Linked DNA regions of Mus musculus: region 1 is linked to region 2. Evidence: chromatin loops called from intact Hi-C (ENCODE). Cell type or tissue: left cerebral cortex. All regions are shown on one strand. Links, peaks and the distances in the headings refer to the core of each region. The heading gives the core; the rest is flanking DNA. Region 1 has its middle 250 kb from the start of Gm51671. Region 2 holds the start of Gm34477 (a long non-coding RNA gene).

Evidence for each region. A loop is a pair of places that touch in the nucleus more often than their neighbours do. Peaks named below come from ENCODE experiments on the same cell type or tissue, not always from the same donor. Only the 100,000 strongest peaks of a DNase experiment are listed, where the experiment ranks them.
Region 1: a loop joins it to region 2, with 2.0 times the contacts of the local background. A loop is called at or near these places in 5 of 42 quality-filtered maps.

Annotation. Positions count from the first base shown.
Region 1 is chr1:168,084,771-168,100,881 of GRCm38, forward strand. No RefSeq gene overlaps it. Among named protein-coding and RNA genes, the nearest start is that of Gm51671, 250 kb to the right of the region's middle. In left cerebral cortex, for the core only: CTCF peaks have their summits at 8,486 and 9,590 (motif pointing right); a DNase peak (open chromatin) is centred at 8,487.
Region 2 is chr1:169,355,346-169,371,456 of GRCm38, forward strand. It overlaps Gm34477 (a long non-coding RNA gene), which reads left to right and starts at 9,164. Exons shown (of 3, transcript XR_373695.1): 1 at 9,164-9,322; 2 at 10,881-11,066; 3 at 14,801-14,938. In left cerebral cortex, for the core only: no CTCF peak of the experiment used is centred there; a DNase peak (open chromatin) is centred at 9,842.

The sequences.
Region 1 (16,111 bases), core at 5,553-10,552, 1.3 Mb before region 2:
AGTATTCTGGAAGCTAGGATGGGAACCCTAACAAGTGAGCCAGGCTGTCAGACTTTGGTCTGGACTTTCATCCTCTAGGACTGTGAGAAATAACTTCCTTCTGCACCCCATCCAGTTTGTGGTCTCTTGTTTCAGCAGCCTGAGCAGACCAATACACCATAGAGTAGGCACTGACATCGGATCACACCGCTGCACTTAAGTCAAGAGCCGAGCTCCTAATTGTTGGTTGGCCTTGGACAAATGACTATTTTCTTACAATCCAAGTCACTTCATTTGTAAAACAAGGCTTTTAAATTTTATTATGCCTGTCTCACAGGATTGCTTTTCAGATTAAAGGAATAAGGTGTGAAATCGGTTGTTTCCCAGGTTGGCCACTCTGCGGAATCACCTAAGACTCTTCTAAAACTGTTCATGCCTACCTCCTACCTCATAAACTGTCACGTCTTTTAAGGAGCTTAGAGCATCTCAGGTAACTGAAAGGTACAACAAGGTTTGGAAACAAGGGCATCATTACAATACTAACTCCAGAGTTAGTGTCTGGTAACTATTGGCTCTTCTTCCTGGCTTTCTCTTCTATGATACAGCATCTGACAGTTTCTCAGAATGTCTAAATATGGCACTCTGGTTTTTTTGTTTTTGTTTTTGTTTTGTTTTATTTTTATGTCTGGGTTGAACAGGTTGGATCATTCTGGTAGGAACTGATGGCTTGAAAATATAATAATCTTTACTCACTTGGGGCTGACATGCCTATAGAGAAGTTTTTTATAGAAACACTTTTCTTGTATTTATTTATCCATGTTTAGACTTGTCCAGTTCTTATGGATCTGCAGTCTGCTGCTCTCTCGAATCAGTATACAAACTTGCCTTCAATCTCTTTTGTCTTCTTCCCTCCCCATCCTCCATGAAACACACCTCTAACCAGGACCTTTTCTACCTCCCAAGTCCCTCAGACCCACAAGGGCTGCTGTCAGAAGTAAGTGGCTGCATCTACCAGTAGGTCTGTCACTTAAGAGAGAGGCTGCATCTGTCTTCTGTCCCTTGAGGCAATTACCTCTGAGCTGGGCACTCACAAGATACACTGTGACACCCCCCACCCCCACCAAGTTGCATAATCTCAACATGAGATTGTTCCCTTGCCTAAACACTCTCTCTTTGAAGCACCTCATCTTCAGGACTTGACAGCTAATTAATAACTTCCATTTTCCTGCTAAGGAATCATAAAAAGATAAATGTCCATCTTTCAACCCCTAGCTCTCATTATCATTGATGATAACATCTCCCAATTCAGGACAAGTCCTCTGCCCTGTATGGGTTCCCTTCTTGACGTCAAAGTATTTCCTAAAAGTCTGTTTGCTACTGAATTAAATAGGATTCTGGGTGTGGATGCGGACTTCGAAATCTCAGCCAGGATCGGTGCCTAAGCACTTCTAAGATCTGGCCTTCAAGTTCTAAAACATCCTTGGTCCGTGGTTCTCAGCAGATTCGGGGAAGAAGATGTTCCAGAGAGAGACCTGGAATCTTTGCAAAGATGTTTCCACATCCTCCACACTTGTATTAGACTGTGGTTGAACATGTGTTGCATATTTATTTTGGAAACCTTTACTTACATCATCAACCACTGCACTAGTGATGTTTTATATTTATTTATGTGTATGAGTGTGTTGTCTGCATGTATGTCTGTTCACCACTTGAGTGTCTGGTGCCCTCACGGGCCAGAAGAGACTGTTGGATCCCCAGAACTGGAGTTATCTACCAATGGTTAGGAGCCACCATTTGGGTCCTGGAACAGAACCCCTTTCTCTGAAAAGCAACAAGTACTCTTAACTTCTGAGCCACCTCCTCAGCCCTACCAATGACTTTGCTATTATCATGTCCTCTGGAATGTCTGACTTAGTTGGTGAATACAAGTGGCTGGGTAGACAATCCTTTCTTGTCTCTGCTTGACCATTGGGGTCATTTGTGAAGCTTTTACAAAATTCAGATTCCCAGGTCTTGTCTCAAATTATTAGACTGGAATTCTTTAAAGTCATATCTGAAGTCTGTAATTAGGGAAAACTAAAGGCTCTGGATAATTTTTTTTTGAGTCAGCTATGGCTGAGAGCCGTTGGCATGGTGATTAAGAGTCTGAATTCTGGACCCAAATGTGAAATAAATTTTTATAGATGTCATACCTAACCTAGCACCTCACATCTCAGGGGTTCTCATAAATCATAATTAAAACTTGCCATTATTGAGTACCTATTATGTGTAAGTGATACACTGGATATGGACACACACTATTTCATGCCATTCTCACAAAAAGCAGCCACCCACATCACATCTAGGGAGACTTAGCCTTCCTATAGAGCAGTGATTCTCAATGGTCTTAATGCTGCAACCCCTTAGTATAGTTTATTGTGTTGTGGTGACCTCCAACCATAAAATTATTTCATTACTACTTCATAATTGTGATTTTTGCTACTATTATGAATTATACTGTAAGTACCTGCTAATCAGGATGGTCTCAGGCAATCCCTGTGAAAGGGTTGCTTGACCCCCAAAGAGGCTGAGAAACGCTGCTCCAGTCGAAAGCCTGGAGCCCGGGTGTATTTCTAAAACTTACGTTTATTTTACATCCCAACCTCTACATACACACATATGTAACGTATGGATTGTAGCCCCAGGAAAGAACAGCACCCCTTTCATTCCTGAGTCTCAAACACTTGCTGTCCTTGTTGAATAGCCAGGCATATAAGATCAAGGGAAGACAGCCCAGTATTAGGCAGATGCCTGCATGGCAACTGGAAATGTTTAGCTGGCTCCAAATAGGTACATTCTGATTTTAAGCTTTCATCTCTCATTATCTTGTGGACATACATAGGGTCTCAGACCAGGACAGAGCAGGAATGAAGAAAAGTATGCCGCCTGTGAAGGGCCAGGAGGAAGCGCGCTGAGGGGAGAAAGGAACCAGACTGGAACCCAGAAGGCATGGAATTGTGGGAGCATGCTGCTCGCCACTCACCCAGAGCCGTTTTACCCTTAGTGATTCATAAGACATACTAGCTAAAATGTTACGTATTGCTATTCTGAGTGTGCATATGATACTGGCGGGGACATTGCCGTGATATTAGCGAAGCCAGAAAACAACTCAGCAAAGTCAATTCTTTCCTTCCTCTGTGGTTTTCCAGGAATGTCAGTCATTAGACTGGCTTTAAAAGTATTTCACCCACTGTTCCCACGTAAGGCACAGTGATCTTACTGGCCACAAATAGCATTTCACAGTTCGACATAGGCCACACATACTGATTTGCATAGAAAGCTGACATTTGTATTCAGATTCCCGGAATATGCATAGATTCTCAGGTAGACTGATGCAGACCCCCTGACATGTCTGGGAGGGGGCAAAGGGCAGCGAATAAGGCTCCAGGCTCAATTAAAGGAGCTACTCCAGGAGGGGAACGGCGCTGCTGTGATGGGCACTGGAGACAAAAGGCTGTCAGTCATCAAAGGTCTGTGGGCAAATGGACAATGTGCTCTGAATGTTGCACCCAAGCCTCGCAACAATGCTTTCTGTGACTGGAGGGTCAGAGAATCCTGTTTTCCACATTTAGATCCCGGGGACGAGAGGTTTCAGGAGGTGACAAGTTAGAGTTTAGATGCCTGATTTCTGCCTTGTACACATTCCCAGGCATACACAAGCAATTCACACACACACACACACACACATACACACACACTTGTTTGCATATATATATATATATATATATATATATATATATATACAAAACCATATTTAAGCATGCACAAACATGAATAAGGGCACAGATACAGACATGTTAACATACATAATACATATGTGGACATGCAACAAATATAGGCAGGCATATCCAAGCACCTTCACACACTCTAAGCACACGCCCTCACCCAACCAGATTCCTACCTCCTGTATGTTCACTCTACCTCCTTCCCTCAGCTCTTTTACCTTTTAATGAGCGATTTAGGATGACTTCATTGTTACCCAAGACTAAAATCAGTTGATGTTTGTCATGCTTGGCAGCTTCATCGGGGCATCAAGGACCAGATGAATAGGAGTTCAAGGGTAAAGGACACATTTTGGGGGGTGTATAGCTGTCCTTCAGAGACACGGGAAGACAGGAGGTCCTTACAACAAAGGATATGTCTCCCTTTTAGTCCATTCCTGATGCCAGCAGTGATCCAGAAACCGAGTCTTAACGCCTCATTTGTCCAGGAGTACATCTCCCCTTGAATTGCTAAATGATGCCCAGTGACACAGAGAGACCTTCACAGCAAAGGTTTCGCATCGCTTTACCTGTTAAAAGCCTCTTAGTTCATTTTAATTAAAAAAATTGTGAGCACTGTTCACCTCCTAGAGCCTCCTGGGATTTAAGAGAGAGGCTTTCCCGCCTCGACAACAGATGGGGAGGGAGGGCCAGAGTGGGGGCGAAATGAAGGGTGATGCCCAGATTTAGTTAACATAGCAGAAGGTGTTCAGTAACTGGGGTAGCGTTATTATGAGCAGGGCAGTGGTCTTCAGTACCTTTCCTCTCTGACTGAGTGGCTCTGACCTTCCAGACAGATCCTCTGGGCCACACACTCCCCTGCCTCCTCAAATGTATGGTGCTTTCTTTCCTCTCAGTTCTCACCAGCCTTCTCGCTCTGCCCTACTGTGGTTCTCACCATTGCTGCTGTGACTAATAAGACTTGACATTTATGTGAAAGATTGCTCACGTTCTTCCAAAGCCCTTTCCCAGGTATCACCTCTTTTCTGTACACAACCTTCTTAGCCCACAAGGTACACACCCACAGAATTGCCTTTCCTCTGGTAGTAAACTTGGAAGACCTTGGCATGACTGCTTTATTTGTGCTTTTTCTAGACACGCAGTCTGCCTTCCTTATTGATGCATATTTTAAAGTCTGCATTACTTACCGGCAGAGGCTAATGCATAATGCTATACTCAAAACAGCAAGCACAGGGAAACCTGGAAGGTTGTGATCTGGCTACTAAGGTGTGAGGTTTCTGGTCCTAGGTCCCTATACTCTGAGCTTTCTGATGGGGGGATAAGGTAGTTAGGTGCCTGTCCCTGGAGGGGTGCAAATGACAAGATGCTGCATCCAGTGTGGCCAGGAGAACTGATAGAGTTGTATGTTAGAGTAAATCTCTATACTTCCTGTCAGCTGTGAGACTTTCACTATATGAAAGGGTTGTGGTCTGTATGTGTGTTTGTGTGTATGGTGTGTGCATGGAGTATGTGCTGTGTGTATGATGTGTGTTTGTGTATGGGGTGTGTGTGTGTGTGGTGCTTGTGTGGTGTGTGTATAGTGTGTTTTGTATATGGGGCATGTATATGTATGATGTGTGTGGTAGGTGTGTGTGTGTATGATGTGTGTATGTGTGGTATGTGTGTGGTATGTGAGTGTCACACATGCATGAGAGCAGGCACGAACATGCCACAGCCTATGAATAGAGGTCATAGGAAACCTGAGACATCAGTCTTCACCATCAGTCTTCACCTTTCACTTTGAGACAGTCCTCTTATATTGTTCTCCAACGTGCAGTCCAGACTAGCTGGCTTGTGAGCTTTCCGGAATTCAACTAAACTGGAGTTACAAACACACTCTTCCACATCTGGCTTTATGTGGTTCTGGGAATCCGGACTTGGGTTCTCATACTCGTGTGGCTATCACTTCATCCCTGAGCCACCTCTCTAGTCTGAAACCTTGCCTTTTAAGGAAAACATTTGATGTAGTCACCTTTGCCCTTAAAGAAAGGAAGCTTTGGACCTTCATTCAGTTTTTCTTCCCTTGATAATATATAGCACCAGCCAAATTTTAAAGCAAACGCCCTGTTTGGAGCGTCGAGGCAAAGCCCTTCCAATACAGCAGAATGCCTCCCTCAGAAGCTCCAGAGTCAGCAAAGGCAAGGCAGGAGTCTTAGCTTCCCCTCCCGCCCTGGGCGGATGAGTTCGCCCTCCTCCTTCCTTCTTTCTAAACCTCCTGTGGCACTTTTAAAACCTAGGCCTCAGCACCCCCCTGGGCTCTTCCTCAAGCATCATTTGGTCTCAGAGAATGCAGACCGTTCTAATGTTAGCCTGAGGAAGCATTTCCCAAAGTGTGATTAGAGGAACACTTGCCTTAATAGGTACTTCTGGTAAAGAGGTCCTTGTGTTCAAATATTGCTGCGTGCATTCTTCCCCTTTGGAAAATTCCAGTGCATAGTAAAATTTCAGCAGAGTAAACGTTTTGAACAGTCTTGCACAAAGAGATGTGTTTCATGGTTTCAAAACCCAGAGTTTCCCAAATATATGTGATCATACCAGATTTTTTAAAACAGTGGTTTGTGTGTATATGTGCCTAAACATACATACATACGTGTGTGTGTGTGTGTGTGTGTGTGTGTGTGTGTGTGCATACTTGCTTGTGTGAGGGAGTTAATGGACATGCCTTTGGAGACTAGGGTCAACCCTATATAATGTTCCTCAGGAGACACCCACCTTGTTTCTTGAAATAGGGCTTCTCACTGAGACCTAGAGTTCCCCACATTATGATCAACAAGCACACACGACACTACAGGTGGCTCTTTATATCAGTGCTAAGAATCAAACTCAGTACCTGGTTCTTATGAGGTAAGCATTTTACCCTTTAAGATATCTCCCTAGTGCCTAGGACATTAATTTTTATTGGAGGGGCTGACCTATAGCTAGTAAGTTAGTACTTAAAATATCTGCGAAGCCGTGCTTAGGGGAAAGGCTCCTGCCATCATTCATAGTTAGGAGGACATGGTTTTATTTTCTATTGTTTGGATTGACTGGTACCCACCTGCATCTGCAGGCATCGTGACATCAATAATAGAGAACTGGCAATACCACCAGGACCTTTCATCAAAAGCAGGGCCCTGGCACATCCCTCTGGAACAGTCTTTGATGAGTGCTACTGACTTATCTTGGAGTCACTATGAATGACATTCAGGGCAGGATGACCTTGCCATTCGGGGCTGTGCCCGGGTCTCTGCAGGACTCTCCAGCAGCAGGTGTATTTCATCTCCTAGCTCCAAGGTATTTGTCCTGCAGCACCTGGTGTGGAGCGATAATTCCTGCCACGGGGATGCTCCTGGTGAGCCACTTGGCAGGAGCCTGGGGCTCAGAGGCTCTCTTCACAAATCTCTAAATCAACTGGCCATGCAGATGCTGGAGCAGCAGCAGCTGTTTCTGAGGCAGAGGCCATTCATCTTCTGCCTTTTAATCTCTTGTTTGTGGGGATCCTGGAAGAGTGCAGGTCTCTGCCACCACACATTGTATGCCTGGGTGCTCACCAAGATTCATCCAGACTATATAATTGCTAGATGCTCTCAGGAAGCCAACACGTGGGTGGCAAGGATCTTTCTTTCATGAAAGGGCTTAGAGGCATGAGGATTCTATTTTAAAGAGCTTAGGAAATGCTGGGGTCCTGATCGATGCTTTCCATGGCCTGAACTCAGTACAAACAAGGGACTTATTGTACTTAGTCTAAGTCCTATACTAAGAGTGGAGGAAGATTTGGGGGCTAAAGTAGAGGACACTGAATCAGGGATTCTGGAAAGGTAATGCTATTGATACATAGAGAAGGCTTTAACTAGAGGCTCTTGTTCACCCCGAGAATCTCTAGCCTCCTGAGAACTGCTAGGTAACTGTGATGTGAATAGAAAGGGAGCCGCACCTATGTGGTAAGTGGATCAGCGAAGAGAACGCAGTATCTGTTTATATTATGGAGGATGCTCTGACAGTATAAACGAAAGGCATTTTCAGTCTGTGGAAATGGGCTTGGAAGACTGAGGGTTTTAGAAAGGGGATGAAGCACAGACACAATGCAGATGGGAAACACAGGGGTGCATTACTGGCTGTGGATGTCGGGGTAGCTAGTCAGGTCTGGACTCATCTGTCCGTGGTCCTCTGCTACTACCCACTTGGAGTCATCCCCTCCCTCTGATCCTTTGGTCCTGATCTATATACCAGCCCTGGTTCCCAGGAGTCTTTCTAGACCTCAGTGCCTGGAGATAGTACTAATCCATGGGAAAGCTCCTGTCTGGCCTCTGTCACAGTCCCTCTGACTTCTGTCACCTTTGGCATCTCTTTCCTCAAGATGACCTGTGAACTGCTTTCCCCTAGAGCCATGGGGTTTGAGGTCAAGGTCCTTACAGACTCCACACAACCTGTTTGCACCATTTAAGCATCGTTTTGGAACTCTGTGTCTTCCTTTTGGAACTTAGACATTGCAACTCAGAGAAAGGCCTTATTTGAAAAAACTTGAGTGGCAAATGTGTGTACATTTAAATAAATAAGAAAGAAGTACTCTGGTCCCTGGGAGTGCCCTTAAATCCTGGCAATGACTATAGTTATCTGTAAAAAGCCGCACTGAGAGCAACACTGCTGGATATAGCACACTCCACATAGACTGCTGACACTGCCTTCCTTGCTTCATATCAAGTACATCAGTCCCGCCATCAGAGGTCCTCAGCACTTCATGAACTGAACACAAGGGAAGTTAGCCTCCAGCAGGCAGGTCCTACTGTTTCAAGTGGTAAGCAATAGGATGTTCTTGGAGATGTGTTCTGTCAACACACACACACACACACACACACACACACACACACCTTACTACATATTCCATAATTCCATACATATATACACATATATCAAAACACAATACATACACATACCACATAAACCACACACAACACAACATTCAATACACACTGTCACACATACTGCATACACACATACACACACTAAACATACATACCATACCACACACACCACACCATACACATACTACATACACACACAAACATATATATTACACATGCTCACATACATACATATATACATCACATACATATATACACACCATTCACATATGTATACCACCCATATATGTAAGAAAACATGCATACAACACACACACCACACATACACCACTCACCACACACACACATGCACACACACCACATATATACATACCGTTCATACTACATACACTATACACACACATCTACCATACCACACACACTGGTGGGTGTGGCTATTGGCTTCTTTCTGGCCCCACTTCATTTGACTATTGCTGGCTTGGATTTCGATGCAGAGCGGTTCAGTCTAGATGCACAGCTATTATCTCTGTGAACTGGATAATCTTAACTTTGAGCTTTAGTCACTGATTACATGGGAAACTACTTCCCTGGTGACTTCAAACTCCCATTCTAATTGCAAGAACACAGAGCGACCGATCTGGGGATGAGGCGAAGCCTGCAGTTGCATTCATTGTGCCTGCAGTTGAACACATCATGTCTGCAGCTGCACACATTGTGTCTGCAGGTGTTCTTTATTATCCCATTGCCTCGATTCCCCTTGTTCTCTTTCCTGCTAGCTCACTTTACACCACCACCTTTATTCTCAGGCCCAACTGGGTAAACTGAAGCCCTTTTTCACCCTCCAGTGACTCATTTGGGAGGACTACACCTCTCATGAACTTCACTAGATTAAAAACTTAAATCTGTCTCTTGTTCATAGGTGGCTTATTCATTATTTTGAACCTGACCAGTAGGGGGAAAAAGTCCTTAAAGACGTAACTGTGTTTATAAATCTAACAAATTCTCTTGGGCGACTCATTGGAAAGAATCCTTTGACTGGGTAACTATAAATTAACCCAAAACACTGTGATTAAATTCCTTAAGAAACGCTTCTGGGTGTAAATATTAGGGGAAAAGCAGTTGCAAGATGTCTCCAGTTTTGCAGACCTGCATGTAGCTGCCTGTCCTAAAGGATGCCCTCTGAGCAGGGGAAAAGCTGGGCAAAGCTCAGCCCAGCCTCCAGGGTGTCCCTGCAGCCACGGGGTGACTTACTCTCCAGGTGGAGCAGCAGGGATGATTTGATGGAAGGGACTTTTCATTGCAACTGTTCTCCCAGCAAAGCTCCTCTCTGGGGACCTCAGACTGGCACCTTTCACCATTGTTAAATTCACTTAAGATAAAAGCGACACCAGGCAAACGACAAGGGAAGAGCCATTAAGGGCTGAGTGTAAGCCTTGACTGACAGGCAGGCTCTCCAAAATGCTCAGCTGCCAGCCTGGCTCCAGCTGAATCACTAACGTGAATGCTGTCCCTAGCCAGTGCTTGACAAACAGGCAGGGCCCAGGCCAAGCCTACAGGACCTCCGTCCATTATTCCCACAGCCTTAGCCTCTGAGAACAGCCACCCACACTCCATCAGCTACATCATCTGCAACCACCTGGAAAGAGGGGACTCCTGCCTGCAAAATGAGACCCTATCTTCTGCCTGCTTTCAGGTCAGTGCCTGCGGGTAGCAAGCCATGGATTATGGAGCTCCAATTCCCTCACTGTGTAGCTGAGAGTGTGAAGATTGGACTCAAGTCATAGAGAATGCATAGACTGTCAGGTCTCTCTCTTAGTCTGTTCTCTCCTGTGAGTACAGAATTGTGTTGATTGTCATGTCTTTTCTTGAGCCTGGGCACGAGGCCATCCATTTGTTGAGATATGCCAGCATACAACCCGGTTAATGTAGAAGCTCTGGAGCATGGAGGTAACAGCAGGTACCTAACCTGCTAAACATTTTCTTTTGGAAAATCATCATTATCATCCTCTTCCTCTTCGTCATTGTCATCATCATCCACAAGGTTTAACTATGCAGCCCAGGATAACCTGGAACCTGTAATGTTCATACCTCCATCTTCAGAGTCCTGGGACTACAGACACATCAACATGCCTTACAATTGTGAGAAGATTTATTAAGGTAACTGTTACCATTGGAAGTTTCTGGAAAAATATTCAAATAGAAGCCCACACACAAAAAAAAATTGCTATCACACAGTAAGTCCACGGTTGAAATTTACAGTTTCTCCAAAGTGCAGTGACTTCTAATGTTTATTGGTTCCTTCTCCAGCTTTGCCACATCTTATCTGTGTGACCTGGAGAAAGTCGCTTAACCTTTCTGCAATTTCATGTCTGCATCTTTAAAATCAAGTACAGGACCTCCTTCCTGGAGTTACTGTGAACATTAAATGAGTTTGAAATATAAAACTCAGGCTGGAGGATAGCTCACTCTCTAAATTGTTTGCTGTATAAGCAAGAAGAACCCCAGGGCCTCATGCAGGGGAAAAAATAAGATGGGCATGGTGACAATCATATGCTTGTAAACTCCAAACTGGAGACATGTCCCTAGGGCTTGCTCACCATTTAACATAGCCTACTTAATTGAAGAATTTCAGTGAGTATCTCAAATAATAAGGTGTATGTTGGTTGACATCTGTGAACAACACCAAAGGTTGACTGCTGACCTCCACTGGCTTAAGCACACGCCCATGCCCACAGAAACATGCATGTCATGCGTGCGCGTGCGCGTGCGCGCGCACACACACACACACACACACACACACACCATGAAGCCAAGCACACCATAAATAATATATATTTAAGTCTTGTTGTACACCATTTTCCACCCTGTCTTCGGCCTTAATTGCAGTTCCAATCTAACGCTGCTTCCTCTCTCCGTGGTATTTTGAGCCTAGAGATGAACCTACACTGCTTGGCAGTGCTTTTGGCTGCCACTTCAGCATCAGGGGCCCATTGTAGCTGATGGTCATATCATACATCCTTGCTCTTGATTGCAAAGAATTCTGAAATATCAAGGGAGGAGGTTGAAATCTCCTGCAACAGATTTGTGTATACAACTTGAGACAGATTCTTGCCCAGTTACTCACCCTGGATTCAGCTCTAGGTGTGTCCTGAAATGTTGGCGTGTCTCATATAAGCTTAGAAACACAAATCTCTTTCACTCTAGTTTCTTCATTATGTGCTGCCTCCATCCATAAGATGACCCCTTTGGAAGCATAAGTATCCTGCATTGGTGAGGCTGTGGATGGAGCTGGGGAGGGTAGGCTGGACCACTGTCAATCTTGAATGCAATTTTCATGAAGGTCTTAAAGTGCACACTTGGTGACAGTCTTTTTATCACCATGCTTCTTCATGTTCTTGCCCTAAAGTCTCTCCTGGTGGAAAAAAAGATCTAGCTGGGTCTTGTAACCCATGGCATCCAAATCAACCCTTCTCCCTTCCCCTGCATCATCTCAGTGGTCTCCGTTGTCAAAATGTCTTCCTTCAACCAAGATCATATAGACTTAATGTGCACTGGATGGTCTTTCCGCGTTGCACAAGTGAAGCAATATTCTTTCCAGTTTATACAAACTTACAGAAATGCAGCTTTGAAAACCAATATGATGATTTTTACCATCAAGTCTTGAATCCCTCAATAAACCAAGAGGCACAGATGCAACCAGAGGTCACTCAGCTGTCTTCCGCATCTCAGCGTTATTGACTACAGAGAATTCCATCTTATTGTTTTATAATATTCTGGGATTCTTTCCTGTTTTGTTAGACAATGAGGTTCTTCCTTCAAATTGAAAACCAAGTACCACTGCTTTCCTTGTGCAGTGGCTTCCGTGCTTATGGAGTTATTTTCTTAGCATAACTTTCTAGAATATAGCTTAAGAATTTTTTGATACAGTAAGATTTTGTGAATTGCAAGGGGTCACACTCCTCAATTATACCTATCACAAGCTGAAAATATTATAAGTGAAGAAGTTTCCCTTAAATACACTAACCCACCAAAGACAGCGGCTGGGCTATTGGAATTTTTTTTAATCAGTTAAGGTGTTAACAGATAAAGTGTTTGGAGCAAAGCAAAGGTTTCATTGCTTATTGGCAAGCTCCGTAGACTCTGTGTGTAGAAGAGTGGTTCAAAAGCTGGGAGACATTGTCTCTGAAGGCATTTTGGTTTATACTGCATTTGAGGTATCCCTCCCAGTGTCCCCTCCTATCTTGTTTTGTAGTGTCCTAAAGGTGTCTGTGTGGCCCTCTATAGAAAAGGTCGGGTCTTTCTAGCCATACACATGGAAATAACTGCAATAGGACTCCCTCCCCTGCCTCAGAGTAAGAAGGCAGTGTAGTAACAAGGTCCCTCTCCATGGTGCATAGGCACAGGAACAGATGTTGCCTAGATTTGTCTCTTTCTTTGTGGTAGAACCAGGAAAAGACTCGTCGCAGGAATGGGAAACGACGCAGGAATGGAAATGATGTAGAAAGCAGAAATGACCTACTTTTCAGGAAAATAGAAAATTTCTGCTAGAGACAAAAGCCATACAATAGAAACCAACTAAACAACCAACTAACCAACCAACCAACCAACCAACCAACCAACCAACAAACAAACAAATGAGGTCATTATATCCCCCATTTTTCTCCTCCTTGGGCCCACAGCCTCACAAACATCCTTGATCAACAGTCCAGCACTCTGTAAGGCACCATCAGGACTTTCCTCCACTGTTCACATGACTGACAGGAGCTATGGAACTCTGCAGCAGGCCATCTTCAGCCATTTCCCATTTAAAGATTGTATGGAGAACCATCAGAAATCAAGGTCTATTTTTGTTTTTGTTGTTGCTGGTTTTGTTTTAATCAGAGATGAAACAGGATGGCTGCTTTTATATATCATCTTAAGCAGATCATGAGCTACCTGGATCGTTGACTAAACATTATTATACCCATGTCTACAAAGATGTTTCCAGAAGAAATTACAATCTGTACAGGTGGGCTGTGCAGAGCAGATGACGTGAGGGCTGAGCAGGACAAGAGGCTGGAGAGCAGTGGAATATGCTCTGTCTGCCTGTATGAGCTGGGATATTTATCTTCTCCACATCTCCATCTTCAGACTAGTCTGGGTTCTGTATTATTATTGGCTTCCTGGCTGTTGTGAGGGTTCATGATTTGCCAAAGAATGATACCCCAGACTCAAATAGTCTGTAAAAGCAAAGAGTGTATTACTCTGCAGATGGAAGATCACAGAACTTCTCAGCCTCCATAGTCATGGGAACCATCATGTTACAATGCACTCATTATTTACATCTACTTCTGGTCTATCAGCATCCTCTGGGAAAGGAAGTACTAACGTTTCTAGAGTTGTCCCTTCCACAACAGTGTCGTCTCACTAGAAAAAAAAAAAAAAAGGTCAATGTCTGAATTGGCTTGGGAAGTGAGTACCTCAGTTACTGGAATGTTCTGCATAGCTGAGAAATGTTGTCCATCTGCCAACATTACATATGGGATAAACGCGTTATCACTTAACACCAAATTACACCAAGCATAATCCCATTTTCCTTTGAGAATTTCAAAGGCATTCACAATTCTTCAGGGTCATTATCATAATCCTACTTCTCAATGCAGAGCTTCAGGGGCTGTGTGAGGAAGCCCTTTGTAAGTGGCAAAGAACTGTGGGCATGTGGAGTTGCAGTGTTTCTGGTTTTTTTGATGAGAAGAAACTGCATTGGCCAAATTTATCAAGACATGCCATATCCTGAAAGTTCTTTTTTGAGGTAGTATGTAACAACAACTCATTTATATGTCATTTACCTCTTCCTCAAGAAAGCAAAATCAAGAATATTAAGCCAAGCATGGCAGCACACACCTGTAATCCCAGCACTAGATCGGCAGAGGCAGGAGGAGCTCTGAGTCTGAGGCCAGCCTGGTCTGAAGACTGTGTTTAGGACAGACAGAGGTACACAGTGAAACTGTCTCAAAACACTAAGAACAAATACTACAATAACAACAAGAAACAACAACAAAATATGTAAAAGTTCCTGTCTCCATATTTGAAGGTGTTCCTAGTGAACATACTGTAATTTTAATATCACAGTGTTCAGCTCTAAGTCTCTCAGTATGCATCAACAATAAAAACAAGGCTAGTGATAACATGAAAGCATTTTCTTCACAATGAACAAAAGTACTCTGCTTCTATGAATTTAGGGATGGTGGAATCTGGAAATGGACCCAGCACTGTTCCTGAAGGGCTCTTACAGACGTCCATTGCCTTGGGAAAGTCAATTACCCTTTCTGAAACCTGTTTTCCTCATAGATGATGAAAAAGCAGTCATTTCTAAAATCCCTTTAAGGCCTAAAATTTCTATGGTTTTTATGCCTTGGCCCCCTTTTTTGAAATTATGTTGCTTCATTTTCTTGAAAAGTTCTTGAGCTAAAAGAAACTATATTTCTGAAGTAAAATGATATAGAGTGAGACTTTTTTCAGCATCTGGGATGTTAGCTCTGTTGAGACCAAGGATTGGGAGGTATCTCTCACTTTAAAGGGCCCAGAGCTTCTAGAGAACATACTGAAAGAAGGCAGCAACTTTCTGCACCCTCAACACAATCAGTATCCCTAGAGTAGGCACTAGCTTTGGAGCATGGCACTGGTGACTTAAGATTTAGATCAAGTGTGGTGGCTGAAGGAAGATAAAATATTGTAACTTGTAAGTTTAGGAGCCCACGGCCCTGGCCTGGGACTGAGAACAAAGCAGAACAGCCCCCAGGCATGCCAGGGCAGGGCTGTAGTTAAGGCATTCCTAAGAACATCTTGACTGTAAAGATAAAAAGGTATGCAAGGACCAGCAGGGCTATATTATCTAAGTCAACACCATCTGGCCGGAACCTCCCCTCTGTCTATTGCCCCTTGGAGCCGGGTAAAGTCATACATCAACTGGTTGCTATGTGAACAAAGATAAGCCCCCAGCCCACAGGAACAAAGTCCCGATGCCCTTTCTGTTAATGTTTGAATAAGCCAATAGTGTGTCTCTATGCTAAATTCCACACCCCTAAGCCCCTTTACCCCATAAAAACCCCTAGCTTTCAAGCCTCGTGGCCAACATCCATTATCTCCTATGTGGGATGCATGTCTGTCCGGAACTCCGTAATTAAATGTCCTCATGTATTTACATCAAGAGATGGTCCTTCATGATTTTTTGGGTGCACGCCAAATCGGGAATTGGGTGGGGGTTTCTCCACTAGATCTAACAGTGGCTAATGCTGAAACCCACAACTGGTCAAAGTGAAGAGAACATGAATGAAGAGTGCTCAGTCAGAAATGGGACATTTCTATTACACCCCTCTCCCCAGAACTCAGGAACCATCTTGGAAGACAGAGCAGAAAATTAAGGAGCCAGAGATCAGGAAGGACTAGGAAAAACTGTCTTCTGGATATGACAGGACTACTTTACTCATGAACTCACAGATGCTGTGGTTG
Region 2 (16,111 bases), core at 7,342-12,341:
GAGAAGGACTCTGGGATGTCTGAGGGGATAAACATGTTCTGAAGCTGATCGCTGCAATGACCATACACGACACCATGCACATTACCCCACTAAGGTGCACACCCTCAGGGAGTGGCGTTTAATGTATGTTTGTCAAAGCCGTTTTAAAAGCACAAACCCCGGGATCTGTGCATTAGCACGCACTTTCCACACCACTCAGTCTCTCACAGACCTTCCAGTATGAATTAAAGCAGCTCAATCTTTCATTCCTATCTGATTCAGCTCCAGTCACAGAGATGCTTCGCAGACGATGAAAGACCCGTTTTTCATGACCTTCCTCGTTTCTCTGAACAAAGCCCAGTGTCAAAATCTTTGAAAAGCACATATTATAGGAAAGAACCAGATTCAAAAAAAAAAACTGTTTGGAAGCATTCATGGCAGAGAGAAATAATTTTCTCTCTTCCATCTCCAAATAAAAAACAACCTTATGATGTGTTCGATGGAAACGTTTAAATATTGAACCAATGCCAAAAAGTGATTTGTAAGCCTCAATAAATTTCATGAGATTTAAAAATGGTATTATTGTCCCATCTGACAGTGTCTTTCAGGACTTGGAGCTGTGTGGCCCAGATTAGGGGGCCTTCTGATGAAAAGTGGGTGTGTGGCATGCTTGACTTACAAACACTGTGTGGCACAGAAAATACTTCAAAGGCGCATATTCAACTACTCCCAATTGCTAGTTACTGGTATCAAACATGCCTCCTACATGAGACAGCACATCTTTTCCTTGAGAAGTTAATAGTTACAGCTTAAAGTTTGTTTCCAGAAAGAAACAGGGTACAGAGAGACACACAGGCACGCATGCATCTAAGAAAGGCCACATGGATCTGTTCTCAGAATAGATGTCCATAATTGATATTTCAAAAGATGGGCAGCTGATTCTCTGTGAGATGGGCATGATATTTGCATGTATAACATGAGGGTTGAGAGTCATTTTTCTACTGTGCATGATAAATTGTAAACAATGTTAAGGGCACAGCACAGCAGCAGTTTACTCTACAGTCTGTCCATTTAGTAAAGGCAGGAATGTTGGAGAAAGGTCTGTTTCGTTCCTAGTTTTCTATGCTTCATATCCTTATCTGACACACTTGGTGCAGGCAGCATCCCTTTTTCTAGCACCTCCTGACATGCTGCAAGGCACTGAAGAAGAAGGAGAGGGAAATGAGAGAGATGCTTAGAGGGAGGGGGTGGGACAGGACGGGTCCTTGCTCACTCTCAGCTTCTCGGGCGCTCAAAACAAGCAGAAGATTGATGACATTGCCCGGGTGTATGGGAAGATCTCTGTGTGAAAGGCTCCTCAGGAGGCCTGATAGACTTGTCATCTCTTAATAAACATTGCTGAAGTGTTGGGAGGAGAGAGCCAGGGCAGAGGAAGGGCATGGCCAAGAAGCATCCTCCCTTGACAATTTATTTAGTGTCTCCTATTCATGGTACCTCAGAGCTACAGCCCCGATTCCCTCTTTAGGGATCCCCTGGAGGTCTCAGGAGACCTAGAGAGAGACAACTTGGGTAATCGTGATCCCCCTTCATTTGAGATTTTCCTAATTGCCCAAATTCACTTTGGATCTGCCTTCAGAGTATCCTGGAAGGAACAGAGAAGCCCAAATACTGCACACTTTTCTTTCTCCCATCAAGCAGTTCCTGAAAGGCCCTGGCTCTCTCTCTCTCTCTCTCTCTCTCCTCAGTCCCTGGGACTTTTGTTCACTGGGTTTTTCATATAAATGAAGACAAAGTATCTCACCAGTGTTCATAAAGGCACTCTGCAGGGGGAACAACCCCAGGAGAGAATTCCAGGGGTTCTTCACATCCTGACTCTCTATACCCCGGATTTGATTCCCCCCCCCCTCTTTTGGTAAAGCCCTTGTGAGGCCAATCTCCTGTGCATATAGAGATCCATTCCCTGCTATCCATTACTCTGTGTAGAGAATTTCTGAATTTCCTCCCCAGGAAACTCACCTCCTTCTCTCTCTAGAACTCATGTTGGGAGCCAGCACCAACACCCTGACCACGGATACTAGACACTAAGTGGAGTAATTCCACACTCGTCCTTTGCCACCCCCATCTTGAGGCCAACTTAGCTTGCCTAATAAAGAAAATTAACCTCGAAATGTTCACTAAGATGCTTAATTCTACTTTTTGAGGGGCAATCAGCCTTCATACATCTACACCAAATCCTTTTAGAAGGCAAAGATATAACGTCCTCTGTGTAGCACCAAGACCCCTGTAGGAAATAAGAGTCTCATCTGGTATGCTGCCCACAAAGAGAATAAAAACAGTGATGAAGATACTCAGGGACATTTCCCAAACTGCAGATGTTTTTCATTATGGTAAGCCAATCCCACAGGTACCTCTACCTCGGGCAACACAAGACAGAGTTCTGGCCCCTGAAATAACAAAAAATCTCAATACACAACCTAAGGCTGTACTAGGGCCCTTCAGCCCCATCTCTTTCTAACTAAAGCTGGCGTCTCCAGGCTCTGCTTTCTCCACAGAAAACTGCTCTTCTGGTATTTTCAAGTCTTTTATGTGCAGTGTGAGTGTGTGTGTGGCCAAAGAGCGATTCTACATTCTCATCTTGAAATAATTGCGATTAATAAATTACAATAGCTCAGCAGCACAAGCTTCATTCTCATGGGAACGCTGTGATGTTTATATTGCTGCAAGTCAGCCTCAGCCTGAACTCAGAAGGTCTGCCCCCAAGGAAGATGACAGAAGGCCTGGACTAGGAGTTGGGGGTTCAGGAAGGGGGTAGAGTTTACTCTTGGAACACTCTTCTGGAATCCTCTTTTGTTCTCTGGGAAAACATTAAGCCAACTGTGTATTTGTCCTCCCTCGATGCCTCCCAACTTCAGACCCCACACCAGCAAAGAACATAAGACACAACACTCTACCTGCCTTAGCCTTCCAACATTCAAGGGGAGAGGACGGCAGGAGGATCTGGGAGGATCCTGGGAGGACTGCCGAAGGATCTCAGGGAGATCTGTGGAAGGATCTATAGGAAGATCTTGGGACAATCTGTGGATCTATGGGAGGATCCATGGGAGGATCCATGGGAAGATCATGACAGGACCATGGGAAGATCTGTGTGAGGATCTATGGGGGTCTCTACAGGAAACCTCCAGCAGCCATTTTCTCTGCAGCAACTTTGCAGACTCATTAGTGGAAGACCTGGAAAATACCTCTCCTGGGATGGTGGCGACCGAGTTAGCTGTTTAGCTATCAGAGATGCCCCCTTCACTCCTTCATTCCATCTTCCTGAAATTTTTAGAAATGTCATTTATTTTGAAATAAGAGAGTTCACTATGGGGGACTAGAGAGATGGCTCAGTGGTTAAGAGCAAGGACAGCTCTCCTAAAGGTCCTGAATTCAATTCCCAGCAACCACATGGTGGCTCACAACCATCTGTAGTGGGATCCCATGCCCTCTTCTGGTGTGTCTGAAAAGAGCAATGGTGTACTCATATACATACATACATACATACATACATACATACATACATACATACATACATACATACATACATACATACATAAATCTTTAACAAAAAAGCCTAGAGTTCACTATCTGTCCAGGTCCTTAGGCTCAGCCGGAGTGTACAGCAAGGGAGTAGCCTCCTGGGTGAGGCTGACTTTGCGGCCATGCCAGCCTTTGCCATTTTACACTGTTTGCTTCACTAGTTTTTATAACTCACCCACTGCACATATCTCCATACTATCCCTTGTGAAGTAATGATAAACCATGGGTAATGTCTTATAACAGTGATGTAATATACATAGCTATGACTATTATCATCATAGATTTGTACTTAACATCATTGTTATCAATACCAGGAACAACTGGTCTCCTTTATTAGTTTATCAAACACTCATTGTCTGTGTCTCATGGGGTCAAAGATGAGTGACAGTATTAAAACCTAACATGAATCTACTTCATCACCTGTTGAGCTAACCACAAAAGCACTATCAGAAATGATCAATGCCCAGACTGTATGCTGGGGAAGAGGGAGATGGAAAGAGCTAGAAGAGCAGGGGAACAGAAGAATTTGTCTTTTTCTCACCACACCTGAATTGTCAGTCCTACTCAATTCTTTCTTGGCTACATTGTAAGATTACAGGGTAACTTTTCCAGACATTATGAAATAAACAGTTCTCTTGACTAGTTAAAAGACATTCAGCAGGCCATGGAGTAGCTCAGCAGGTAAAGCGCTTGCTTTGTAAGAACTAGATTAGGGAGCTGGGGAGATGGCTCTGTAAGAGCCCTTGCTGCCCAATTATGAGGCCCTGAGTTCAAATTCCCAGCATCCATATACAAATTTGGGAATAGCCTCACATACCCGTCACTCCAGCACTGTGCAGGGTGCCAAGACTAGAGGATTACATGGCTTTGATGTCCACCAGCCTAGCTCTAGGTTCAGTGAGAGGTCATGTCTTGGGTGGAATAAGTCAGAGAATGATCCAGCAAGGTATCTGGCATCCTCCTTTGGACTGTGCATGCTCAGGTTTGAGCAACCGCACATACACCATATTTGCAGATGCATACAAATAAATAAACACATGCATAAGTAAATAGAATTAGTATCTAAATTTGATTGATCCACACTTTAAAAAAAATCTGGGTCTTCTAGCACACACTTTGTGATCCCAGCACTGGAGAGGCAGAGATCAGTGGATCCCTGGGTCTCCCTGGTCAGCCAGCTTATCCTACATCATAAGTTTCAAAGGCAGTGAGAGACCCTGTCACTAAAGAACAAGGACAGCAGCTCCTGAAGAATAACACCCAAAGTCATCCTCTGCCTTCCACTTGCGTGTACACACATATACATACACACTGACACACACAAGTATACCTACACTCCCACACACAGATTCACACAGAGACACTCCCCATGGATTTGTGCTTCAGGATCATCTGCTGCTGTCTGGTCTTTATCTGTTCTTAGTTTCTTTCCTATTGCTGTTACACATGACACCATGACCAAGGCTACTCAGAAAGGCAAGTGTTTAATTGGGCTTATGGTTTCAGAGGGTAAGGAGTCCATCCTAGCAAGACAGCATAGCAACAAACAGGGACAACAGGCATGTGGAACTTGTATCTTGGTCCACAAACAAGAAGCAGAGAGGGGATTCATAAGGGCAGCATTAGTCTTTTGAAATCTCCTAGCCTGCTCCCAATGACACACCTCATCCAACAAGGTCACACCTCCAAACCCTTCTCTAACACTTCCATTGTGTCTAAATAGTCAAACATATGACCTTATGGGGGTGCAGGTACATTCTGATTAAAACCACCATAATTGCCATCCTCAATAAAAGAAAGACAGACTTTCATCTATCCTCAAGCAGCTTCATAGATACGACCTTTAGAGGACAAGGTAGGGAAACTGTCTGAGCATGTTGAAAATGCCAGTTCACCCATTTATACCAGCTTACCATGCCTACTTTGAAAGACTCTTTCACCATCAATTGTACTGTATCTGTCACTGTATATTCACATGCATTTATATGTTTGGCCTGGACCATGGAGGTGAAAACACCCTTCACACAAATTCCAGATATCAGTGATATACTCTCTGGTGGATTGAATAAGAATGGTCCCTAGAGGCTCATGTATTTGAATGCTTGTCCCCCAGCTAGTAAAAAACTTGGGGATAGATTTGGAGGTATGGCCTTGTTGAAGTAGGTATGTTGACTGGGGTGGGGTTTGGGGTTTCTAAACTCCATGTTAGGTTCAGTGTTGGTTTCTCTCTGCCTACAACTTAAGGGTCATGAGAGTTCTCTGCTTCTGTTCCAGCGCCATGACTACTCATCACCACCACACTCCCTGCTATGATGACTATGGACTAGCCCTATGAAACTATAAGCTCCCAATTAAGTGCTTCCTTTTATAAGTAGTCTTGGGCATGGTGTCTCCTCACAGCAATAGAACAGTAACTAAGGCATACTGAGGACATCAAAACTGTTGCCAGACCTAGGAGGCCATCTCAGGACAAGCCTTCCTCTGGTCTCATCTCCATCCATTGGTGCTGGATTATGAGTCATGCTCTGCCTCATGGACTGGGAGATGAGTAGATGCCCATCCCGAAGCATCCTTCCACATCCTTCACACACTGATCAGAGCTACAGGAGGAACAATGACAGCTTTGGATTTGGGTTACAAAACAGAACAGACTTCGGGCTTTACTTTCTAGTCCTTCTTATTTCCTTTCCCAACCAAGTCCTGTGGGGGCTGGGGAAACGATGGGGGATAACTCCTGACTTTCACACTAGTGCATGTGGCTAGAATAGTTATTTCAATCCTTCCTTATTCCAATCCAAGCAAACAAGCAAACAAACAAACAGTCTCAGTTCTTGGAAAGCTCTGTCAGAACTAGAAGCCAGTTGTGAGTCACAGGCAACTCTCAGGCCCCTTACCTAAAGGATTCTTCTGGCACTTGTCAACAGGTTCAGGGGCAGGTAGGACAGAGGCACTCCCATCTTCCCACTCTGCCATCCTTGCTGTGGGCTTTCATCTTGATGCTCTGAGGATGGCAGCTACACATCCAAGCACCCTGCCTGCTTTCCAGGCAGAGAAAGACAAAAGAGCAGCAGGTGAGAGGATAGATGAGTCCCTTCTGTCCTTTATAAAAGCCTCCCCAGAAATCTTATCCAGTAACTGCCACTTCCACTTCGCAGAGCAGCACCTTGTCACATGTGCGCCTCGGTCCCTAACAGAGTCTGAAGATCATGAATAATTTTTTGGGTTTAGGAAAAGAAAAAAGAAAAAACAGGCCCACTACCATTCTAAACTAAATCAGAATGTTGTCACCAGTAAAGAAGGAGAAATTGGAAGCATCTGCCAAGAGAATGGTGTTTGATGCAGAGACTAAGGTCAACACAGACATCTGTAAGTGAAAAATTTGACGCCTAATTCATAAGAATGTTCTATAGAAGCATTATGGGAAGTTAGAGTGGAATGTTCCCGAGGCTGTGACTCCCAAGGCCAAGAATGAAAGCACAGGTGTTGGGCACGAGTGATTTCCAAAGTGAAATGGAGCATGCTCTGGGTACATTTTGCAAGAGGAAGAGCTATTCGTGTCCAGCGTGTACCCACTGAGCACAGCCCTAGGAAACATACGTGGGCTTGGGGTCTGCCTGCATTAAGTCAGGTGATCAAAGCTCCAAGAGAACCACACACAGCATTTGACTTTTATCCTAGAGGTTACAGGACACAGAAACTGGCATTTGACCCTTTCCTGGCAGGGACTGGGACAGAAACGTATGCTTAAGTCCTGGCCTAAGGGAAGAACAAAGGAGTCGCCTGTTCTCCGAGTGTGATGTAACTCTTGAAAAGTCCAGGGGAAGAGTAAGTGTATTCATTTCTTTTTCATTTTGCTCTGCTTTCAGGAACTAGATGTGGGACCACACAGAAGCAACACATTCTAGGTTTGTTTTGAAAATGGACTGCAAGTAAGGAGGCTAAAGGTCAATTGAAAACCACAGTCTTTCTTTTCTTCTTCTTTATTTAAAATTCACTTTACGTCCAGCTCACTGCCCCCCTCTCAGTTACCCCTTCCACAATCCTTCCCCACATCACCCTTCCCTTCTCCTTTGATAGGGTAGGGACCCTCCCCTGGGTATCCCCAGGGCATATCAAGTCTCTGCCAGGCTAGGCACTTCCTCTCCTACTGACACTAGACAAGGCAGCCAGCTAGAAGGATATATCCCATAGACAAGCAACAGCTTTTGGAATAGCCCCGACGCCATTTGTTTGGGAGCCACATGAAGACCAAGCTGCAAGAATCTGCCTCATGTATGCAGGGAGGTCTAGGTCCACCCCATATATGTTCTTTGGTTGCTGGTTCAGACTCTGAGAGCCCCAAGGGTTCAGGTTAGTTGACTCTATTGGTCTTCCCATGGACTTCCTATCCCTTTGAGGCCAAAAATCCTTCCCCCATTCTTCCATAGGAATCCCCAAGCTCCATCTGCTCTTTGACCACAAAGCCTTTCTTAATCTCTATAGTACCTGAATTGCTGTAAATGGGATGCATGCCTCCTAGTGCGTCTGTGTCTTAGTTAGGGTTTTACTGCTGTGAACAGACACCATGGACAAGGCAACTCTTCTAAAAGATAACATTGAATTGGGCTGGCTTACAGGTTCAGAGGCTTAGTCTGTCATCATCAATGTGGGAGCAGGGCAGCATCTAGGCAGCTATAGTGCAGGAGGAGCTGAGAGTCTTACATCTTCATCTGAAGGCTGTTAGTGGGAAATTCACTTCCAGACAGCTAGGGTGAGGGTCTTCAGCCCACGCCTACAGTGACACACCTACTTCAATAAAGCCACACCTCCTAATTGTGCCACGCCTTGGGCTAAGCATATACAAGCCATCACAGTCTCAGACACTTCCATGGGATGTTTGTGACACTACCAACTTAAAAATAGCTCTCCCTTCTACTTTCAAATGTATTTTATGCTGGATAATGATAAATTATGTGGTTACTGGGCGATACAGGATCCTTACTAATTCCAAGAGCTGGATTCCCAACCTGACATTTCCTAAGCTTCTAAACTGGAAAGGCACTGCCAAACTCCTGAGCAAAAGCATCTAGCCAGTTAGTAAGGTCACTTTGAAGTACCAATTTGGGTGTGCAAAGATGAAAAGGAGCAACAACAGGGGATGGCTAAATTGCTTTCGCTGAAGCATAATTCTAGATAAGCACAAGATCTTACAAACTGATTAACAAGTTTGACAGAGTCAAGGGCTAGGAGACAGGTAGAGCATGACAGCGTTGATCCTTCTGGCTCTGTGCTCTCTGTAGTTTTGTGCTCCTCGAACACTGAGCAAATATGTATGTGCATGTCAGCCGTGGGGCTGGCAAGCAGTGTGCTTGTCATGGATTCTCACACGTCTGAGTTGAGCCTTGTCAGTGCATCATACATTCGGCAATTACAATCATCAGTCAGTTTAATTCCCTGGAACATTGTCTGTGGACTGATGGATACTATATACACACGGGGAAGCGCCCTATATGTGAACATCAGAAGATGGATTGAAAAATGGATCCCTTCGCATGACTGTCCCTACTGCTTTTGGCATCTCTCCCAGAAGAAAAACAGAAGAGAAAGAGAAGAAAGAAGCAAACCTGGCCTGCACTTCATAAGACTAAAAATTTCCTGAATATAGAGTATATTGGACAAGTGTGATGAGAAATTTCCTTTAAACTTGCTTTATACATATATTCAACAACAACAAAATGAGCCAGATGACATAGCACTCACCGTAGAACTCCAGCATCAAGAAGCTGAGGTAAGAGAATCATTAAGTTCAAGGTAGACACGGGCTATACAGCAAGCCCTTGCTTCAGCTATTCTCTTTTACATTTTAAATTGTGATAGTTCTTTAGTTACCTTTTGGATACAGTCACACATGTACTTTCTAATGTGATTATCCTGTAGTCAATTTATACTTCTCTGTTAGTTGTGTATCATGAAGGAGCTTATTATACACCTTGATGAAATCCAGCTACATAGACCTCACTGCCCTACCATAACTAGAGCTACCTAGCAGTACTTCCAAAGTAATAAATGGAGCTAGCACAGCATGACATTTTCTTTGTGGACCCAGCTCCACCTGAACCATTAGTCATGGCTTCTGCCATGTCAAGATTTCCTCAGATGCTGTGTGGATTAGATTGTTGTCTTGGGATTTTTAAAGTTTGGTTTCTTTTCCTTTCTTTCCTTGTTGGGAATCAAAATAGCATTTGTTCCTTTAGACTTCTCACGCTTTTCTGATTTGCTGTGATTCTGCAAAGATCACACATTTCAATAAAAAGTTGTCACATAGTAAAAGCTTGCTAAATGTCAATCAGTGGAATGAGCGCTCTCTCACATGCTATCTTCTTTATACAAAGGAGGTATGTGAACCACCAAATGCTATTTTTTTGACACTGTAAATGAACATTACAGAATTGTTGTTTCCCTACAAAATGCAAGTAGCCCCACATTCTTCTATCCACCACACAGCCTTCAGTGCATGGCATCCTACGGACCATTGTTCAAGTCCTATTCTCACTGTTTTAGAAGCTCTTGACTTTCTGGACATCTTCCAAGGACCTGAATTCTACCATCACCTGTCCAGTTGCTGAATCCCATTGTCACTTGTCCCAAAGAGCAGCTTTCCAGAGCTTTCTCAGCTCCCTTCCCCAGGGCACTGCATTATGACTCTACCTCTCCACTTCATGGTTTGACCAATTCTCCAAACAGTGCTGCTCAGTGATGCTCATGATAGTCAGTGATAAAACAAACCTGGTCCATCGCTGGGAGATTACACAGTGTGGAATCATTGTTTTCATCAATATTCTGATGACTCCACACACCCCAACAAGTCCAGAAGAGCATTAAGTAAAGAGAGGTGATCAATCATCAAGGTCCTTTATTTTGATTCCTGGTCCCAAGCTTGAGACTTGCCGGATTCTTTCCTGCAGGAACCCATCACAACACAGTCCCTCCACTTCTTCCATGCAGTTTATTGCACATACTAAAACCCTGGCTAAGAAAGATGTCAGGAGAGACTGGAGCATCCCTGAGAGGATGATTGCTACAGGGTCTGGGGGAGGAGAGGTAGCCATACACGTGAGCTGAATATTGATTTCATAGATGATTCCATTTTTAAAAAGCACATTTTTCATAGTTCTAATTATGTTTAGTCTGTATTTTCAGGGAAGCCAACTTCTGAGCTTTTGTGATGATTTTAATTTCTAGAAACAAGCAGAAGTTATGTCTTGACAATTGAGGTGAGTGATGTGCCTCTGCGTCAAAAACCAGATGTGACAATATTGTGATGGCGCTGATGTTTTCTTCACCAGGGAGAAGAGCTGTACAGCTCAGCCCCAGAGAGGAATTTGCAAAGATGCTTGAACATTGCCCATGTGAGGACTGGGAGGTGGGACACTTGAAGATGAAGCATGAGACTGTGAGGAAAACAAGGGCTTTGCGAGTTAGCTCTGAAGCCTAATGGTAACATTATGTGCTGCCTCTTTGGAGAGCATTTGGTATGTTTTATTTGAGGGGGATCAGTGCCCATGTTATAGATTTCATTTGTAGTAAGTGACTAACGTCGGCTTGGAAAGAGATGTTTAGGCTAGCATGCTGGGTCTGTGGCCCATGGTTGGGGCTTCTACATTGCTGCTTCCATGTTTCCTATTGCAAAGGGCAAAGCTCAAGCTTTGAAAGTCAGCTTCTAGCCTCCAAGTGGGCAATAAACGGAAGAGAATCATATTGCTATGGAGTGTGGAGATCCAGATTCGGTGCTTTCTGGTGGTTTTTGACTACATATATGTAGTCAAAGAATTATTTTTTAACACTCATGAAACAAAGATGTCACACGGATAAGATATGACTGTCTGAAGTCCAAACATTTATCAGTGTTGATTCTATTTTGCTGGATCTATTAAAATGGAGACTCATTCAAAACTTTATTAAGTTAATTGGCAGAAAGTTCCAGATTGGGATGGCATCTCAACAAAATCTAGTACAAACCATACATATATTTACATATATATCACATATATATTTTATATATATCACAGAGGAAGAGAAAATGGATATACTCCTAGAAGATATATCTGATCTAGATAGTCTAACTTGAAACAATAAAATATTAATAATGATAAGGTATATAGATGCATGTTTTCTCATGGTTATAGCCTTTAATAGAGGAATTTTGTCAGTAACTAGGTTCACTTATTAACACTAATTTAAATAATGGTAGCAATGTTGATAGAAACATCAAGTACAAGATTAAATGATATATGATACAACTATCATAGTATTATTTGATTATATAAAACTAGTGCCAGAGATGTACATGCAGGAGACAATTTTAATAGCTATAAATATTATTGAAGCTTACAGGCCTACAAGCAAAAGATATCAAATCCAAAACAGTATGTGAGCAGTTTAGGTTTCTTGGTAAATCATCTGGCATTGACTAGTGGAGCAGGCTAACTGTTTAAAGAGTGTTCTTAGATACTGGACTGAAGGAGAGAGAGAGGGAAGGGGAGGAGGGAGGGAGAGAGAGGTTGTTGAGGGCAAGGAGACAGCCCACACTTCCAAAGGAAATCGTTTATAGCTGGATTGCTGGTGATTTTACAGAAGGGGAGAGTTCCAAAGCCAGGGCAGGCGTGTTTCTCCAGCAGGCAGAGTTATGGGGTCAGTCTGCAAGCCATAAAGCTCTGAGGTTTGTGAAAAGCTCTATATGGGCCTCAATAAACAACAATGATCAGGTTAACCTCTTGCTTCTGAGATACTCCTGCCTTCCGGGCTGCAGCTGGTTCTGGTCGTGAATATGGCCAAAGGCATCCCTGATTGAGCCTGTCCTTTTGCAGAGTGGATGCAGAGCTACCAAATGACATAAGGTGACCTCAGGATCGAAGGTCTTGATGAGTATGGTTGTGAGACTATAGTGTGAAGGTATTTTACATTACCCGCTATCCCTTCAGCCGAACAAAAAGAAAGCACCCCTCTGTAGAGTGTTTATTTTGTTTAAAGTCCCTCTGATGAGCTCCTGGGCTCCGTAGTTATATAACAAAGTAGTGGCGTAATATATGAGGGCAGTGAGGTGGGAGTTGAACATACCTGTATTTGCAGCCATAATGAGAGCTCAGAGGTAACAAGGGGGGTGATTTGGATAATAATTAATAACCTGAGTTGCAAGCACAACTGGATCCGCATGCAAATGCTGTGACCCTGCGGTGGAGCCTCTTGAAGAAGAAGGTGCTTTATTGCCTCTGTCAGGCATTCCCTTCTCAGCTGTGATTCCTCACAGCCTTGGTGGTTTGCATACTGCAGCTAAACATTAGGCCATAATGAATGACAACTCAGCCACTCTGCACACTGCAGAGAGAAGCTGCCATAATTGGCTCCCCCATCGCCTTCCCATCCCCCTCTGCGAAGGCAAGCAGGCACCAAGCAGACACTGCCACACTGATGCAGAGGGACTGAGAATCCCACATGCTGTGAGGGTGCCCAGGGAGTGTGCCCGTGATGGGTTCACATGCATCCCAGAGACATCCCAGAGGCACAGCCCTTCCTTCCTGCTCTCCTCTGACTCAGGGAACAGAGCATGAGAGTGTCCTGGGTCGGTGAGCCAGCTCACCAGACTTCTTCGCTGTGTTATGTCCAGGTTCAAGAGAAGAGCCACAAGAATGGTTAGAGCAAAATAACTGAACAAATTTGATTTTATCCCCTGTGAGATATAGCTAGGGTTTTTTTTTTGTTTTGTTTTGTTATTTTTGGGATTTTGGGGGGGTGTTGTTTGGTTGGTTTTTTATTTTTTTTTCTCTCGTCAAACTAAGTGCCACGACCTCTGTTCTAGATTTCTCTTTCCACAAGATATACAACCTGGATAGCTGAGTAACAGGGAGCTGAGTTGCAAATTGTCATGCTAGCCGTGATGACTGCACATAAGACCAAATATTAGCTGTAACTATTTTATCAAACTTAAAATCAAGCTGTTAGTTGTCTGTTCAGTTGCTACAACAAAGTGACCTGACAGCAGTAACTCGAGAGAGGAAGTGTTTATTTTAGATCACTGCTCCTGGGGTCAGTGAGTCAGGATAGGGAAGTCAGCTGGTCCAGTCTGATCTGCACTCAAGGAGCAGAGAGCAGTGAATGACTCTGCCCTTTCATTATTTTTCCATCTGGTCAGGCAGCTAGGGTATGCCTTTCCTTAATTAGTCAGATCTAGAAAACCCCTCATTGATATACCCAGAGATTTGTCTCCGAGGCAATTCTAGATCCTGTCAAATTGACGATCAACTTAAACTATCAAGCCATGTAAATTTAAAAAAAAAAATCATCTTGTATCAGTCTACTATTCAAAGGCCCACGTGTAAAACTTTCTTATGTTACGACAAGTCCTACTTTCTGTATTCTGAATTACTTACTAAACAATAGCCTACCCGTGAGGCTTCGATGTTTGCATTTCATTATAAACCAAAGTAACTAGCAAAAAACTAGAAACTCTGGTAATGAACAATGTTAGCCTGAGGGGATTTTTTAATGTTGAGTGGAAGGTAAGATGCTCAGAGACAGAACAATTGCCTTCTGGGAGAAGTTTCTTATCTGTTCTGTGCAGCTACTAGAAATTCGGCTGGGATTCTCATTTGATTGCCTTGTTTTGGATAGTCTTATGTGTGATGGTCCTTTCTCTTCATAATTCATGAATAGTGTGAATGATTTGAAAACAAACCGATAGCAAGAACTTATATAGACACTTATAGCTAGCTGCCCGGCACAGCTGTTGAGACAAAAGGCTCCTGAGAGAGATTCCCGAGTTCACTTAAGTATTGTAGATTACTAATGAAAAAGGTAATCTAATTAAGATTACTAATGAAAAAGATAAGAAGATAATCTCAGTTCTCTCAGAATAAGCATGACCATTGGACAGCCAGGTGATAGGAAGAGAAGACTTGTGTCAGAGAGCTGGCAGAGGCAAAGGGAGAGATGGTTTGCCATTCAGTTGACTGTCAACTTTCTATATAGTTGGTCTGAAGGTTTCTCCCCTCTTCACTCTTCCTGTGGAAGCCTCACTTGCTTGGAAATTAGAAATGTATTTAAATAAATTGTTATCTTTTGCCCATTTTGAATATAGATATTGACAAGGGATTAGGTTTATCTAAGGAGATACGCATGGGCATCTTCCAGTGAAACCTTCCAGATAAGATCCTACAAGGCAAGGCAAAGCTTGAGCCTCTTTGCAATGTTTTCTGTCTCTTCTCCTCAGGTGAAAAATAACTGGGATGACTGGAGATACACCAGGCCTGTGTGACACAGACAGAGTCATCCTGAGGGACAGAAGCCAATGCCGGCTGCCAGGAAGATCAGAAGTAAAGCACCAGATGTCCTTGGACTTTGTGCGACCACGCCCACCCACCCCCATCCCCCACAAAGCCTTCAACGTGCTTTTACAGGAAAGAATAATCTTCAGCTTGTTTAAATATCTTTGTCAAGTCTGTTTTCACAGATAAACACAATCCTTTACAAACACCAAAATCAAGACTTTCATTTTTATCCCTACACTGAGATGAAAGATCATTGAGAGATTTTTTTTTCAACACATGAATAACAGGACTCAATTTACATATTTAAGAATCCAATTGCCAGATGAGGAATGGGTTGAAAGAGGATAAGAGAAAACTAAGAAGTCAATTAAAAACATGATGCCTTGGTTCCAACTAGAAATAAATAGAGTTTGTAGCAGCATCAGTAGGAATAGTGAAATGGAGCCAAATTCAAAACATTGTTTTGGTTTTTTTTCTTTTTTAAAGAGAAACACTTTAAGTTATATATGATGTGTTGTTTAGCCATCAGAATCCTTGTTGGAGTTTTATTCCAACCTTCATAGAACATAGTAGAAGCCCAGTAAAGAAGAGGGCATAGCAGAAGTTAGCTGCAGTTTTTCAAGATCTTTATCAGATATCACAAGACACAAGCAGACTAACAATGAGTAAAGAAGCCAAAAAAAGAAAAAAAAATAGCAGAATATGGGAGACATTTTCCCCCAGTACAATGTTTTTCAACCTTCCTCATTTCCTAATGCTGTGACCCTTGAATACAGTTCCTCAAGATGTGGTCATTCCCCAACCATAAACTAATTTTTGTTGCTACTTCATAGGTGTAAGTTTGCTACTGTTATAAATGGTAATATAAATACCTGATATGCAGGGTATCTGACATGTGACCCCTGTGAAAGGGCCACTTGATCCCCTCCCCCCAAAGGGTCATGACCCACAGGTTGAGAACCATTGTCTCAGCAGCATCTCCTGCTCTCAGTGGGTAGGAAGGCAAAGTTGAAGCCCTGATTGGACCGAGAAGAGCCAAGTGAGCACACGTCCTTTTGGATTCTATACCAACCGCCAAAGAGCAGACACAACAATGCCTAACTATGTAGCATGACCCAGGGAAATGCCAAACTTCCTTAAACCTTTTTAAAATTTATTTTTAAAAGTTGTCACATATGTATGTACTATATGTTGAGCATAGACCTCTTTCTCCCCTCTTTGTTTCCCTCTCCCTCTTCTGTCTGTCCTTTTGC